Linked DNA regions of Homo sapiens: region 1 is linked to region 2. Evidence: read pairs that join two places in POLR2A ChIA-PET (ENCODE). Cell type or tissue: A673. All regions are shown on one strand. Each heading gives the region's core, and the rest is flanking DNA. Links, peaks and the distances in the headings are about the cores only.

Region 1 (8,326 bases), core at 296-8,295, 270 kb before region 2:
AATCTTTCAGGAATTTCCTATAATGAACAAGCAAACCATTTTCCCAGACAAGAAAACTCCTGGTAAAGTAGTATTCACAAAGACAGAGGAATAGCAAAGTCATGTTAATGTAGACAGCAAGGTGTGATTTCAGTTCTCAGTGTCAAGACTGAATGTGGGTATGGATGGTTTCTATTCCCAATAAAAAAATTATTTTTCTAACAAAATATACTGTGGACAAAAGCAACATAGGGGAACAGCTCCATGATATTGTCTTGACAACCTTGCATATGCCACATAGGTCACACTGGCAGACACATGAACTACAGCTAATTTGAAGCATGGCAGAATGCCTGCAACCCTCCTAGAACATAAAAGGATGGAGGCTTGTGAGAACCATGGCCCAGTAACTTCTCTGTCTCCCCTGAAAGACAGTTCCTCATGCCCTCCTGAGTTCTGATGAGGCCAGAGGCTCTGTCCCAGACCTCAGAATAGGGCTGCAGGTTATGAAACCACTTATCTGCCTCTAGAGTAGATTCCTCAGCAGTGGAATGTCCCACAACTCATATTGCAGTTGTCTGGCCCCTTTTGTTTTGGGGTGTGGGACAAGAGCCATGAGGAGCTGGCACCTTTGCCTAATCTTTCCCTTGTTGTCTGTGTAAATAATAAATTGACTGAAAGTAAAAGTGGCTCATTGCTGACATTGTGCCACTGCACTCCAGCCTGGCCACAGAGCAAGACTCCTTGAAAAAAAAAAAAAGCGGCTAATTGCATTATTAGCAGTCAAATCAGTCAGGACTTGGCTTTGGCGCAGCCTTGTCTCACATGAGCTTAACAAGTGACAAATGACAGACTGAGACAAGATATTTGCAATTTCTAACATAGAATAATATCTAGTTTTTTTTCCAAGATGGCTGCCTGGAAGCATTTTAATCACACCTCATCCACTTAGAAGAACCAAATAGTGTGTAGACAATCACACTTTGAATACATTATCCAAGAGGGAACTTGAGAGTTCAACAGAAAAGCAAAAGAAAAGTCCAAAATCAAGGAAATAGAAAGAAAACAGGAAGCTTGTGTAGTTGGGACCAGCTGGGAACCAGAACAGACCCTCCCAAATGGGAGAGAGTGAGTGAGAGTCTTTCTGTGATCCACTTTCCCACTGGGGAATCATACAATCCAGGACATGGGAGTGCAACTTGACTCTCCAATCCCTGAATCTAACTTACAGAGCAGCTGGGAGACTGTGAGAAGAAACTTCCCCATGGAGGTAGCATGCCCTGGGTTTCACACCCTTCCTGAGACCTAAGAAACTGCCATTCTTGATCCTTGCTCTTAAAAAATTGTGTGTGGTCCTAGGAACCAGTGATGGCAGTCTTAGGCATTAAGGAAACTCAGGCTGCAACTTGCAGAACCAGGGCTTCAGTGAGGAATAGGTTCCCACAACCAGGACTAAGAAGTAAGCATAGTGTGGACTTCAGCTTCAATGCTGGAACAGGGTACACCTCCTCCCCAAAACCTGAGCAGGATGAGATTTGCCTCAGTGACTTGGTTGAGCTGGGCAGGGGTTCCTATAGCCCAGGGCTAAGTTACAGGCCAGGTGCAAACTGCCTGGCCTGACTGAACACTGGGTTTACTATGACAGCCAGGATATGGGAGGGAGCCCCACCACGACGGGGGCATAAGAGGAATGCAAATCCTCAACCAGTTGCCAAATCTGTGGCTACTGGGACCACCCCCACACTCCCTGTAGCAGGACCTCAGTGCAACAATGCTTGCCCCTCACTGAAGCATTTTGCCAGGGGCCTGAGTACTGCTCCATCCCCCTGTAGCAGCTGGTGCATGCACTCGCCATTGGAGGGTCTGAGTATCAGCTTTCCTGGCCAAGTTGTGCCCAGCTTCATCCTACCTCCCACCCCGAGACAGAGTGCAGAATCTAAGCTCCGAGGGGTTTCACAACCCAATCCACCACCTGGGACACCCACACACTTCCCCCTATGCAGGACAGAAGTCAGGCAAAAACACCCTACCACTCCCACCTCAGCTGGCTTCTACCTTCAAGCTCCACCTACTGACCTGAAGGCCGGTCCACACAGCCCATTGCAACCACTGCCAACACAAAAACACAGCACTCAGGACCAAGAAGAAGAACTCGCCACTACTGCTATTGCCATCACCCATGCCACTTTGGCTGTCCAGGAGTTGAGAGCCCACTCACCTGCCAAGTACACCACTACTGCAACTGACCTTAGAAAAAGCCACCCCAGATGCCCAAGAATCAGCCTGCCTAGGCCCATCAATACAAGTGCCAGTGTACGCTGCCCTAGGTCACAAGAATAGACATGCTTAGCCCACCACTGCTACTACTGAAACCTAAAGGCCCATCTGGCATTTCAGTCCCCAGCACAACTTCACCATAGTCTCCACCAATAACTACATCCAAACACACCAAGGAAACCACAGATACTACCAACACTATTTATAGCCAAATAACTCATACAGAGTCTTCACCACTGCACACATCCAGAAGCAAAGCTTAAGGGTACTACCAAAACAAGATTATAGTCACATCTTCAAGAAAAAAGCCTCCCCCTCCCCTCATGAGAGTAAATTCAAACACAGAAGAAATGACTATTACACCAGATGTGCAGAAATTAATGTAAAGAAATGTGGCAGGCCAATTCTCCCTGACAATCACATAGACAGACCTGCATAGCACTCCAGTTACACAGACAGATTTCCACAGCACTGCCTTAACATTGAGCAAATAGTTAAACCTAAGGAAATCAGTGCCCAGACATCAAAGCTAGGAATGAAACATATGGTCAGTAGGACCTTACCTGGGCTTCTCCTTAACCTGGAGCAAGCCAAATAGTAGAGGCAGTCTTACATTCCTAGTGCCAGGGCCCAACTTGGGTTGACAAAATCTGAGATGACCCGAGGTAACAGGGGCAGCTGTTTGAATAGATTCATTGCAGAGTCTAAAGAAAATCTCTGGACCAAACTATAAAGGAGATAAGATAGAAATAATCACTCCGGTACCGCAGTAGACAGGCCTTGAAGGTACTGGGGCTCTCAAAGCTTAATCGGACTTAACAAGCCTTTTTTTTTTTTTTTTTTTTGCCTCCGACCTTCTAGTTGAAACAAAATTAGTTACCAATAGACAGGTGAATGCTATACTGCACATAGGCACATAACCCAACCTACGTAAGCACTAAGAAAATTGTAAAATGTTTAGTTGGTCTGGTGGAATTATCTCTGGCCTTCTCCCTGTATCCAGTTACAGCAATAAATTCCCTTCTTTCCTAGTTTGCCTGCTTCTCATTATTGGGCCTTGAGAAAAAGCAGCTGGACCTGGCCTGGTTCCAGGAACAGAAACAGGAAACATTAAAAAGCAAGGTAATATGACACCCTGAAAGGAACACAATAATTCTTCAGCAATAAATCCTAACCAAAAAGAAATCCTTCAAATCTCAGATAAAGAATTCAAAATATTGATTTTGATTCAGAGACAAGATGAAGGATAGGAGACAGGGCGAATGTGCAGCTCCCACTTGGACAGACAGAACAGTGTGTGGAGACTCACACCATGATCTTTTGCTCCAAGAACCACTGCAGAAACATATCAGGAAAACCAAAAGAATCCACAGATTCTTTGAAAGAAGCAGCATGCCACTGCAAATTCCATGAGACAGGCAAAAAAAACTGTGAGTTCACAAAGTGTGAGGGGGGGAAAACCTGCCTCCAAACACACATTTCACCAGGGAATCTGAAAATCCATATCATGAGAGAAGGATTTAACCTTACCTGGAGCTAAAATGGATTTAGGAAGTTGCATGACACATAAAACTAGAAGAAGCAGTGGGAAGTGCCTTCCCTGCAGACACTCCCAGTCTCCAGCTCAAGCCCAGGGAAGCCACCCCTGACTATATCTCACACAGGCCCTCAGGGAAGGCATCCAGCAGAATTAGGGAGGGGTCACAGGGTGAAAGAAGCTCCCAACTGAAATTAGTAGTAATTTCAACTGGGCACAAATTTTCTTGAGCAGAATCCAGGGGATGAATGGGAACTGCTGCAGATATGAGCACAGGAGCTGCTGCCAACAGTGTGGGCAGATGGGGAGGGTTGAAGCCTGAAAGCCATGCTTGCTTTCTCAGTGGGGAAGCTCATGGCTTGGGGCAAGTTCTGAATGGAGCACTGAGGGGGCAAGACTGGCCTTGCCAACTGCATGAGAGCTGGATGAGGCCTCTCGCTACCAGCTATCCCCCACTTCCCTGATGAACTATAAGACACAGCAGAAGCAGTCAAAATCCCCTCTGGAACATAATACCATTGGCCTGAGAATCACCCCACCATCCTTCACAGTGGCTATGGCAAGCTCTGCCCAAGGAGAGTCTGAACCCAGACCCACTTAACTCTGCCACCCACCTGATGGTATTTCTCTATGTTCTCTGGTAGCTGACTAAAAAGAAACTCTTGGGAGCTTTATGGCCCCACCCAACACCTGAGAAACTAAAATACTTATCTTGTCCAACTCAGGACATACTTGGATCCCCCTACTATTACCACAGATGGTGCTCTCTTGAAAACCCAACCTCTTGTTTGGAGGCCAACCAACACAAGCCATCACAGCAACTCATGACAGAACAATCCTGATCCCAAGAAAGAGAAGACAACAGCAATTCCACTGCTTGCAATATCCTGGCTGGCCAAAGGTCCTGAGTGTGTCCACGTGATATGGTTTTGCTGTGTCCCCACCCAAATCTCATCTTGAATTGTAGCTCTCATAATTCCCATGTCTCATGGGAGGGACTCAGTGGCAGGTAATTGAATTATGGTGGCAGGTCTTTCCCGTGCTGTTCTCATGATAGTGAATAACTCTCATGAGATCTGATGGTTTTATAAGGGGGAGTTTCCCTGCGCAAGTTCTCTCTCTTTGCCTGCCACCACCCATGTAAGACATGACTTGCTCCTCCTTTCCTTCCACCATGATTGTGACCCCTCCTCAGCCACATGGAACTGCGAATCCATTAAACCTCTTTTTCTTCCCAGTCTCAGGTATATCTTTATCAGCAGTATGAAAATGCACTAATACACCACATGATAACTTCACTGCCAGCATAACCAGCATTTGACAAAGCCAGCACACTAAACATATCTACAACCAAAGACTCTCACAGAGTGTACTTCACTCCCCTTTCACCAGAGCAGCTGTTGGGAGACCTGAAGATGGGTCACATCACAGGACTCTTTGCAGACATTCTCCAGCACCAACCCAGAGCCTGGTAGTCCCACTGGATGGCCACAACCAGAAGAGCAATAACAATCACTGCAGTCTGGTTCTAAGGAAGTCTCATCCTTAGGGGAAGGGAGAGAGTGCCACACCAAGGGATCACCCTTTGAAACAAGAGAATCTGAACAGCTGAACAGCAGGCCTTGAGTTCCAGATCTTTCCATTGAAATAGTCTACCCAAATGAGAAGGAACCAGAAAAACAATTCTAGTAATATGATAAAACAGGGTTCTATAACATCCCCAAAAGATCACACCAGCTACCCAGCAATGGATCCAAATCAAGAAGAAATCTCTGAATTGCCAGATAAAGAGTTCAGAAGGTTGATTATTAAGCTCCTAAGGGAGATAACACGGAAAGGTGAAAAACAACTTAAATAATCTTTTTTTAAAATACAGAATATGGATGAAAAATTCTCCAGAGAAATAGTTATCATAAAGTAAAAACAATCACAACTTCTGGAAATGACATACACACTTAGAGAAATACAAAATGCAATGGAAAATTTCAACAATAGACTAGAACAAGTAGAAGAAAGAACTTCAGAGCTTGAAGACAAGGCTTTTGAATTAATGCAGATAAAGACATAGAAAAATGAATTTTTAAAAAAAGAACAAATCCTCCAATAAATTTGGGATTAAGTTAAATAGCCAAACCTAAGAATAATTTCTGTTCCTGAGGAAAAAGAGAAATCTAAAAGTTGGGAAAACTTACTTGAGGCATTAATTGAGGAAAATTTCCCTGGCCTTGCTAGAGATCTAGACATCCAAATACAAGAAGCTCAAAAGACACCTGGGAAATTCATCTCCAAAAGATCATCACCTAGGCACATAGTCATCGGATTATCTAAAGTCAAGATGAAGGAAGAATCTTAAGAGCTGTAAGACAAAAGCATCAGGTAACCTATAAAGGAAAACCCATCAGATTAATAGCAGATTTCTCAGCAGAAACCTTACAAGCCAGAAGAGGTTGGGGTTTGATCTTTAGCATCCTGAAACAAAATAATTATCAGTGAAAAATTTTGTATTCAGCAAAACTAGCTTCATAAATGAAGGAGAGATAAAGCCTTTTTCAGACAAACAAATGCTGAGAGAATTTGCCACTATTAAGCAGCACTACAAGAACTGCCAAAAGGAGTTCTAAGTCTTGAAACAAAACCTCAAAATACACCAATGTTACATACACTGCAGGTTTATAGCAGCACAATTCACAATTGCAAAAATATGGAACCAGCCTAATTGCCCATCAACCAACAAATGGATAAAGAAAATGTGGTATATATACACAATGGAATACTATTCAGCCATAAAAAGGAATGAAATAAGGTCATTTGCAGACTCACCTGGATGAATTCGGAGACCATTATTCTAACTGAAGTAACTCAGGAATGGAAAACCAAATGTTGTATATTCTCACTTATAAGTTGGAGCTAAGCTATGAGGACACAAAGACATAAGGATGATATAATGGACTTTGGGGGCTCAGGGGGAAGGATGAAAGGGTGTGAAGGATAAAAGACTATACATTGGATACAGTATACACTGCTCAGATGACAGGTGCACCAAAATCTCAGAAATTACCACTAAAGAACGTATCCATGTAACCAAAAATCACCTGTTCCCCCAAAACTACTGAAATTTAATTTAAATTTAAAACACGAAACAAAATATTGATTTTAAGGAAACTCAAGATGCAAGAGATGCAAAAGAAATCAAAATAAATGCAAAGCACTCAGAAAATTAATTCAGGATATGAATGAGAAATTTACCAAAGCATAAATATCTACCTTAAAAAAAACCAGAAACTCTAAAACTAAAAAATTCATTGAAAGGAATACAAAATACATTCAAAATCTTCAATAATAGACTATGCCAGGCAGAAGAAAGAATTTCTGAACTTGAAGGCAGGTATTTTGAAATAATCCAGTCAGACACAAATAAAGAAACAAAATGAATAAAGCCTTTGAGACATTTGGGACTACATAAGGTGACAAAACTTACAAATTATCAGTATTCCCAGGGATGAAGAGAGATCCAAAAGCTTAATAAAACTATCTAATGAAATAATAGATGAAAACTTTTCAAGTCTAGCAAAAGATTTAGACATCTATTTAGAGGAGGCTCAACAATCCCCAGGCAAATACAATGTAAAAAGTTTGCCACAGCATATTAAAAGCAAACTGTCTAAAGTCAAAGTGAAAGAAAAAAATCTAAAATCAGTAAGAGAAAAGATGTCTAACCATTTATAGAAGAACCCCCATCAGTCTAACAGTGGACTTCTCAGCAGAAACCTTCCTGGCCAGAAGAAAATGGGATGACATACTCAAAGTGCTGATAGAAATTTTTAAAAAACTGGTAGCCAAGAATTCTACATACAGCTAGATTAAGCTTTGTAAATGAAGGAGAAATAAAGTCTTTCCCATCCAAGCAAATGCTGAGGGACTTCATCACCACCAGAGCAGTCCTACATGAAATACTCAAAGGAGTCCTAAACTTGGAAGTGAAAAGCTGATATTAACCATCATGAAAACACATGAAAGTATAAAACTCACTAGTAAAGCAATTACACAAAGAAGGTAGAGAAAAGAATCAAATGACACTACTGCAAAATTTCACCAAACCACAAAGACAAACAATGAGAGAAAAAGAAAAAAACAAAGACTTGATAGAACAACTAGAAAATAATTAGCAATATGAGAGAAACAAAACCCCACATATCAATATTAACTTTAAATGTAAATGCATTAAATGCTCCACTTAAATGATATAGATTGGCTGAATTAATTTTTTTAAACATGATTCGACTATATGCTGCTTACAAGAAACTCACATTATCTATAAAGACATATACAGACTGAAAGCAAAGTGTGGAAAAAGATATTCCATGCAAATGGAAACCAAAAGTGATCAGGAGTAGCTATACTTATGTAGTATAAAACAGACTTTAAATGAAAAACAACATAAAAAGACAAATAAGGTTATTATATACTGATAAAAGGATTGATTCAGCAAGAGGATAAAACAATTCTGAATATATATGTACCCAACACTGGAGC
Region 2 (8,326 bases), core at 240-8,239:
ACCCACAACAAACAGTTAAAAGGAAGAAAGCAGGTCTGGCGATATCAATGCACTTTGATAACAATAAACTCTGCTTTTAATTTATGCTAATGTGTAGGGCTGTGGTGACAGTAAGAACTAAATTACAGAGTGGCTTTCGAGCTGGTAATTATCCCTCCATTTTTCGCTGCTCTGGAAGATGGACACACAATTATGCTCTCTTGCTGTATATTAATACAGATTCTTGACATCTTCAGCAGACCTGGAGCTGTCATCGAGCTTTTTGTCTCCTTTAATTGAAAATTAATGGTTACTAGGTTGCCACGGAAACAGAGGCCACGGACGCCAATGGCGCTCACGTCTCACCGCGGGACTGGCGGCGTCAGGAGTCCGGAATGACCTTGAAAGTTAAAAGAAAAAAAAAAAAACTTAAAAAAGAAGGGGAGAGGAGGGGAGAGGAGGAGAGGAGGGGAGGGGGACAGGAGGGTGGGGGGGGTGTTCATGTCAGAACTGAGAGAGAGACAGAGAAAGAGGAGAAGGAAAGGAGTGAAAAGGGGGAAGAGGGAGAGAAAAGAGAGGAAAAGAAGAGATTAAAAATTGAAAAGAAGAGAAGAAATTCCAGGAGGTTGGGAGTGTGGATGCTGGTGAGGGGAAATTAAGTTAGTAAGTTTTACCTCTCAGCTTTTGCCTCTTACCTCTCGTGCTGTTGCTCACTTTCTCTCTCTCTCTCTCCATCTCTCTCTCCCTTTCTCTCTTTTTTAAAGACCCACTGAAACACTGGGACCTGGGTCCCCACTTCAAAATCCATGATTCTACAAATCTGTTTCAGTCAGAACGTCAGCATCTGCTGAGAGCCCCCATGAGGAAGGGACAAAGGCTCCTTTGGTGCCATGAGAGGTGGCAGGCAGAGCAGGGGCAGGGGTGAGGTGTGCCACGTGGGCACTTCTCAGGAGCCAAGCAGGCTGTGCTGTCAAAAGTGGGGGCCACGGAGGAGGCCACTGTATGGGGAGCTGGGAGCTGCCGCAACATTGTCCAGCAGACACGGGCAGGTGAGAGGGCTCTGTCTGCTGGGCCTTCAGCTTGAAAACACAACAAAAGAACTCAAGAGTCAGAGATCGGGGGCGGAGGGGGGAAGGGGATGAGGGGGGAGGGTCCAGGCAAGGAAGATAAGAGATACAGGAGGGCCATTCAGTGAGCCTCTGGGATGGCCAGTGGCTCTGTGCTTGGGAAGGTGTTTTCCTAGGAGAAGTTAGCAGGTCCAGCATAGAGGCACTGGGGACCCCTGAGTGTTCTAGCAGGAAAGGTGGGCTCTTTCCTCATCTATCCACCTTCCCAATTCCTCAGCCGAGGGCACATGCTCTAGAAAAGCAACTCAATTCAACCATTATTGGATGCCTACAGTGAACCAGCAGCCAAGCTAGACTTTGGGGTCACAACAAACCAGACACAGATCCTGCCTAGAAAGCCTCAAAATCGAAGCCGGGAGTAGACAGACATGAATAGACAATTGGAAAGTTAGCGACCCCCTCGAAGATTTCTCTGCAAGGATGTTCACCTCAGTATTATTTATAATGGCAAAAATCTAGAAATGGATGGATGACCAACAGGTGATGACTGATAAAATGATATGCCTTATGCCCAAAGACAGAGCACTATACAGTCATTTTAAATTATGTTGGAGAAGAATATGTCATGACCTGGGGAAAAAGTTATCAATATTTTATTTAATAAAAATATTAGTTGACAAAATGGTGATGTATTCATGATTCCATGATCTTGTTTCTGAACTTTTAAAGACATGTGTACATTAAACATGTAACAAAAAGTTACATATATGTGTATGTAAATGTGTGAGTGCGTGTGAGTGTATATTTGTGAATATGTGTGTGTGAATGTGTGTGTCCATGTGAGTGTGTGTAAATGTGTGTTTGAGAGTCAGCTTAAAAAAAACTAGGAGATACACTAAAGTCGTACCATGGTTATCTCTGGGTGGGAAGATTATGGCTGATCTTTATTTCCTTTTTTATGCTTTTCTGTATTTTCCTTTTTTTTTTTTTTTTTTTTTTTTGAGATGGAGTCTCACTCTGTCACCTAGGCTGGAGTGCAGTGGCTGGATCTTGGCTCACTGCAACCTCTGCCACCCAGGTTCAAGCGATTCTCCTGCTCAGCCTCCCGAGTAGCTGGGATTACAGGCACCTGCCACCACGCCTGGCTAATTTTTATAGCTTTAGCAAAGACGGGGTTTCACCATCTTGGCCAGGCTAGTTTTGAACTCCTGACCTCATGATCCACGCGCCTCAGCCTCCCAAAGTGCTGGGATTACAGGCATGAGCCACCATGCCTGGCCTGTATTTTCCATTTTTTTAAACAATAAATATACATAACTTCTATTAACAGAACAAAAAGAAAAGAAAAGGTGTTTTTAAAATTCTAGAACCAGGCCCCTAGAGATAAAATCCCCAATAAGGTGCTCCTCACACACTTCTGCAGGGACTGGGCCTCCTTGCCTAAGGCTTTCCCCCACAAATCAGACCCAGCAAAGCTTTTCCCCAATTACCAGAACCCCATCCTAGGTTCTCATTCCCCTCCCCCTACAACACTCTCCCCATCCCCAGCCTGCTGGCCAGGGTGTCCAGAGATAGGGACACCCAAGCAGGGCTGCAGGGTGGGCCAGGGGAGCAGGCCCTGCAGCCTGGGATGTGGATGCCAGGAACTCCTTCTCTTTGGTTCCCAGGTGGACCTTTAAGGTAGCACCACTGCCTTCAGCATCATATTTGGACTCACATGCAGGCCACCAGCTATCAAGGGCTAGGAAAGGGTCTCTCATTCACTGGGGCCCCAGTAGCTGGCTGGACCTCAGCAACTCTTTGCTAAGCTGAATATCAACAGTGGATAGTTATGGAGTAACTGCTCATCATTACAACTCTAAGGTACATATTACTATCTCATTTCACAGACCCTGCAGCTAAGGTCCAGAGAGGCTAATTGACTGGCTCCAAGGCACATAGATGATCAGTCACAGAGCTGGAACCCAACCCCAGGGATGATCTGCCTCCAGGTTTGTACTCTCTGTGCCTGTTTCTTCCCTTGCCAGGTCCAGAAAACCCAGGTACAAGTGGAGTCTCCCTGAATGGCTAGGGTTTCTAGAATAGACTCCATTCTGGGAAGGTCACCATGAAAAACTGCATCTTTTCATGGTCTTGGCACCCCTGGCTTGCCCTTGGCAGGGCTGGAAGAGTTACCCCTAGTTAAAGTGGGAACTTTGGAGAAAGCCTGGCTGGGATGAGGGCTTCTAGAAAATGCATCCTCTCTGCCTCTCACCAGATACATCCTTAACTCACTCACCTGGCAAATGGGAGCTCTGTTCCATACCCCTAATTCACTTCTCTACCCCTGCCCAGTCTCAGCTTCCAAAATCAGATTTCCACACCCCTTCCCCCAGGAAGCTTTCAGCCAAGTCACTTCAAATTGCCACACTTATTCCTGTACTCTGCCTCAATAATAAATAAAGCTACCCTATGGCGTATGTCTTCTGTCCTCCATGGCAGGCCCTATGCCAAGCACTTCGCACGTGTCCACTCCCTCTATCTTCCTGACAAGTTTATGAGGAGGTGCTATGATTTTATCCCACTGAGGCATAGAAAGTTAGCCAGCTTGCCCAATGTGACATAGCAAATCAGTGGCAGAGCCAAAAGGTGACCCCTTGCAGTCTGAAACCAGAAGCCACGTTCTTCACTACCACACCAATGGCAATGCAAGGATATGAGGTTTCACTAGAATTGTGGTGCACTGGATGACCTGGAAATCAGTAGCCCATTTGGCTGGACTCTTGTGACATGTCAATGATGAGGCAGGTTGGGGTAATGGTCTTTCCCCAGAACAGGGGATCTTGCATGTGTAGACAGGTGGAAACAGGCTCACCTCCTCTCTGGAGGTAGACTGCATCTGCTTCATTGAGCTGGGAGCCTCTCAGGGCAAGGTCAATTGTGTTCTCACTGGTCCTGCCACCCACACTCAGGACATGAGGGAGGGTTCCGGGGTGGGGGTCGGGGGGCGACTGGCTGCTCCACTGGCTGGCAGACCAGCTATAGGGACAGGTATAGGGGAAGGGTCCCAGGTAAGGGCCATCTGTGCCTCTGCCCCATCCCTGGCTGAGCCCCAAGACCCAGAGGAGGCCTGACTTTCTCTTCCCTCCACCTCCCTCCACCCCCATACCAGCCCTTCTCCACCTCCCCCCTGTCCTTCCCTCCACCTCCCCACCTCATCCCTGCCCACTTCCCTCCCCGCCCAGTTTCCCAGAGCCAGAACAAACAAGAAGACAAACCCAGCCGCAGCGGCAGCGGTGGCAGCGAGGGGAGCAGGGAACTTGCCTTCATTTCCCTGGCTTCCCTGATCCCGACCTTAATCCCCGCTCAGCATCCTGTCAGCCGGGTTGTTCTCAAGCTGACATTGCTGCAGGCGCCTTCTTGGCAGCCTTTCCTCAGATCTGCCTCCTCCGGGGACTTCTAAAGAGGAGCCTGAGGTTTCTCTGTTACAGCCGGCTTCACTTGCTGCCCTCAAGCAAAGCCTGGGCTCCCAGGGGGCCGTAGGGAGCGGGGGCTGAGCGGGGGCAGTGCCAGGCCTGACGTTTGGGAAGAAGAGAGGAGAATGGAGGTGGCTGGACCCCAGAGGCTTCCACAGTGGGGGTCAGGCCTGGAGCAGGAGCCCAACCAGTGCTGTGGGTCTGCTCAAAGCAGGGAGGGACTTGCTCAGGTGTGCAGGCCTAAGAAACTCAGGGGAAACTGAGGCTGGAGCCCAGAGAATTCAGGCTGGCGCTAGTTCTGGCTGTAGAGGAAGCCAAGTGGTCTGCAAGTTTCTGAGCCTGCAGGGAGATCACAGCTCAGAGTGGGTTTGGAGAGAGGGGCAGCTGGAGCCTGCACTGTGTGTGAAAGAAAACACAGACATACACATTCATCAGTGGACGTGCTGAACACCTGCTGGGTCCTGGGAGCCAGACGGGAAAAGCAGCCTGGTGAGAGGGATGCGGGTGAGCTCCCCAACAGACAGACCCCAGTCCCCACTCTGCCGTGGGGTCGCTGTGTGGCCTCAGACCGGTCACTTGGCTTTTCTGAAGCCCATTTTTCTCATCTATAAGGTGTGTGGTGGGTAGGGGGAGGTCATCAGGGAAAGCATCCTTGCAGGATCGATGTGAAGTTTAGAGTCAGCGTGTGCAGAGCACCTGGGGTTGAGGATGATTTTTACCATTCATGTCACTGTCCACAGGGACATTAGTCTGGAGCTTTGTCTGGGTTTTCACAAGTGGAACTCTGTGTGGAGGGGAGTCGCATGAGGGCACGCGTGTGTGCAAGTAAGCAAGTGAGTGTCCATGTGGGAGTCTGGGCAGGACTCCCATGAAGCTGCCACACATCTGAAATCAGGCTCAGCCCACAGCCTGAACAAACATCTGGGACCATAGGTCTGGCCAGCTCTGCCGTCCCCATACACCCCCACCCTCCAGTTGTGATACACCCATTCTGCCAAGGGGATAGGGATGTAAGAGGCTCCTGGAAGCCCAGGAAAGGTGCTCCTTAAGCTCCCCCACCTCTTTCAGCCCCCCTCCGGGGACTCCCTCAGAGCCATAAGTGCTCCAGGGACTGAATTGGAAGGGAGTGCCTGAGACCCCAGGTGCTCAGCTTCTTGGGAGAGAGCTCAGGGTGCAAGCTGGGTGGGCTGTATGAGAGTCCATAGGGTCCCAAAGGCAGAGGGGTTGAGTGAGTGGCAGAGAGGGTGCCTCTCCATCCACCTCTCCATTCCAGAGTGGGAGGGAGGGAGTCCTGGAGAGGGGGCTATAAAGCAGGATCTGGATTCAGTCCCTCTACCTCCCTAATAGGGCCTCTCCCTGGATCAGTAAAAAAACAAAAGCACCAGCTCTTCCTGTTGCCAGGGTTGATGTAGCCGGGTGGCCTTAGGCAAGTGACTAAACCTCTCTGACCCTTGCTGTCCTCATCAGTAAAATGGGAATAGTATTGCCTGTCGGTGTTGCGGTGCAGTGAAAAACAAAGCAGTACATGCAAAGCACAATGCCTGGCATGTGGTAGATGCTCCAAGGTGTGCACAACATCCCAGCTGACACAAAGTTTTGACTCGGGCTGTGGCGGGTATGTCTGTATGAGCATTACTTGGTAATAAGAAATAGAATGTTGACAGCGTTTTAGGTTCCAAAAATGGATATGAATGTCAAAAAGTCAAAGCAGCCAGGTAAAAATGTCGTGTAACAGCCAGGCATGGTGGCATGCACCTGTAGTCCCAGCTACTCGGAAGGCTGAGGCAGGAGAATCGCTTGAGCCCAGGAATTCGAGGCTGCAGTGCGCTATGATTTGATTGTGCCACTGCACTCCAGCCTGGGCCACATAGCAAGACCCTGTCTCTGAAAAACAAAAGCACAAAGCAAAACGAAAAGCATCATGTAACAGCTTGGCACATATAGGTATTGGTAAATTATATTTTCCTTCCTCTCTTCCTCCCTCCCTTCCTTTGGACCAAATAAATTTTATCATTCTCCAACCAAATCATTCTCACTCTTTGGGGGAAGTCAAATTCCCTCCTGACCTAACCATGATGCTTGCATCTCATCTTTATGCGTTGGGCAGGGGGGTTGCCTCCAGGGCCCACATAGGGCACTGTTGTCTCCCAGTCTTTGGGAAACCACCAGTCCAAGAACTCTCAGGAACTTGCTAACCATGCTGATTCCTGCCCCCCACCCCCCCGACCTGCTGAATCAACGCCAGGAAAGGAGCCTGGGGATCCGCATTTAATAAGCTCCCCTGTGAATCTGACACCCACTAAATTAGAAAACCGCCTCCTTAGCACTTTTTCTCTTTTGCCCTTGGCCCATATGTGCTCTTGTTTGTCAGACCGTGTTTAAAGTCCTTGTCTTGGGAAGGTGGCTGCTTCACCCCGCAGCCAGGAGATTCCTGTGGGATGCTCCCTGCAAGAACCCCGAGGTCACTGGGCAGGATTCTGCCCTGCACCTTAATCCCATGGCACCTGTATATATTCATCCCCCACAGTCTGCAGGAGTTGGGGGCTTCTGGGCCCATTTTCCATAGTGGATGCTATATTCCTCAAAGGTCAGAACCTCTGGGTCCCCCCAGCAGGTGGCCTGGGATACAACCAGGGCTCCATGTCAAACAAAGACATTGTCTCCCTGCCCTGGCACTCAAAAAGACAGGCTCAGGTGGGGGCAGGTGCCCTTCCAGCTTCCCAAGAGCCTCCCTGCACTGGGGGTTGGGGAGCAGGGCAGCCTTCTGCTGCTTCTTCCTTCCCTGGCTTGTCACCCAAAGGAGGCTCACCTTAATGTTTAGGAAAGGGTGGAGAAGGGGACACTTCTCAGACCTCTGATGACTCACCATTCCCCAAATTCCAACCCCCACACCCTTATAACTACTCCCATCACCTTAGAATGAGTGAGGGCAACCAGAACTTTACCAAGGGAGGCATCCTTGGGAGGAGGAGGCAGTGGGGTGTGTGAGGCTCTTCTGGACTCAGAGGCCTGAGTGTGAAGTTCTGGCTCCTCATCAGCCAGTTGCACAGACCATGGCAAGCCCTCCTCCAGTTCTCTCACCTGGGAAGCAGCCATTAAAAGTTGTGAGGCCTCAGAGAGACCACGGGGATGAAAGTGCTAAGTGAACATGAGGTATGGATCTTTTTTTTTCTTATTTTATAGAATTAATCCTTTTGCATCCTCCCCCAACAACAGGTGCAGGCTACCTAGGAAGACCCTGTCCAACTGCCTCCTTTCTGGGAGTCCAGCCTCAAGCTGTCTGGCTCTTAAAACAAGCCCATCTGTCTGGGAGGTTTCAGAGGCAGCTGGGAGGGGCCCCCAACCACCCCAGCCCATTCCAAATAGGTGGAGTGGGAGAACCTGGTTCTGAGGCAGCCTCTAGCCATGATGCCCACCCCGGGGATGTCAGGGGAGGCGAGGAGAGGAGGCACCAGGGGAAGAGGACTCTGGGAGCCAGATTCCGAAACTCCTATGGGCGTGAGATCAGAAACCCAAACCCTGCCCCCCACCTCCCCACCCCTTAAGCCACCGTCCGGAAAAAATAAACTATTTCCTGCAACCAGCTCCGAAACAAAGTCTGTGAATGCACAGTGACACATATTACATAAATAGAAGCCACAGAGGGGAAAAGCCTGTTTTCTCTTTCATTATTTATCACTCTCTAACCATCTCCAGCTGGGTGAGTAAACAGGCGCATTGGCCCATAATGAGGAACAGACTGCTGCCGTGGGGCTGCCGGAGGGGCGCGTGTGTGAGCATGAGAGTGTGTGGATGTTTCTGTCTGTCTGTCCCTGAGAGGGAAGC

What was found. Peaks named below come from ENCODE experiments on the same cell type or tissue, not always from the same donor. Only the 100,000 strongest peaks of a DNase experiment are listed, where the experiment ranks them.
Region 1: POLR2A ChIA-PET joins it to region 2 with 13 read pairs; 2 of 35 experiments call an interaction of 5 or more read pairs at or near these places.

What each region holds. Positions count from the first base shown.
Region 1 is chr6:41,254,189-41,262,514 of GRCh38, forward strand. No RefSeq gene overlaps it. Among named protein-coding and RNA genes, the nearest start is that of TREM1, 28 kb to the right of the region's middle. In A673, for the core only: no CTCF peak of the experiment used is centred there; DNase peaks (open chromatin) are centred at 3,333, 3,653 and 3,963; H3K4me3 peaks cover 691 bases; H3K27ac peaks cover 4,351 bases.
Region 2 is chr6:41,523,847-41,532,172 of GRCh38, forward strand. It overlaps FOXP4-AS1 (FOXP4 antisense RNA 1), which reads right to left. Exons shown (of 2, transcript NR_126415.1): 2 at 49-379. Among named protein-coding and RNA genes, the nearest start is that of FOXP4, 18 kb to the right of the region's middle. RefSeq lists enhancers at 7,806-8,326, 8,131-8,326. In A673, for the core only: no CTCF peak of the experiment used is centred there; DNase peaks (open chromatin) are centred at 4,455 and 8,175; H3K4me3 peaks cover 34 bases; H3K27ac peaks cover 433 bases.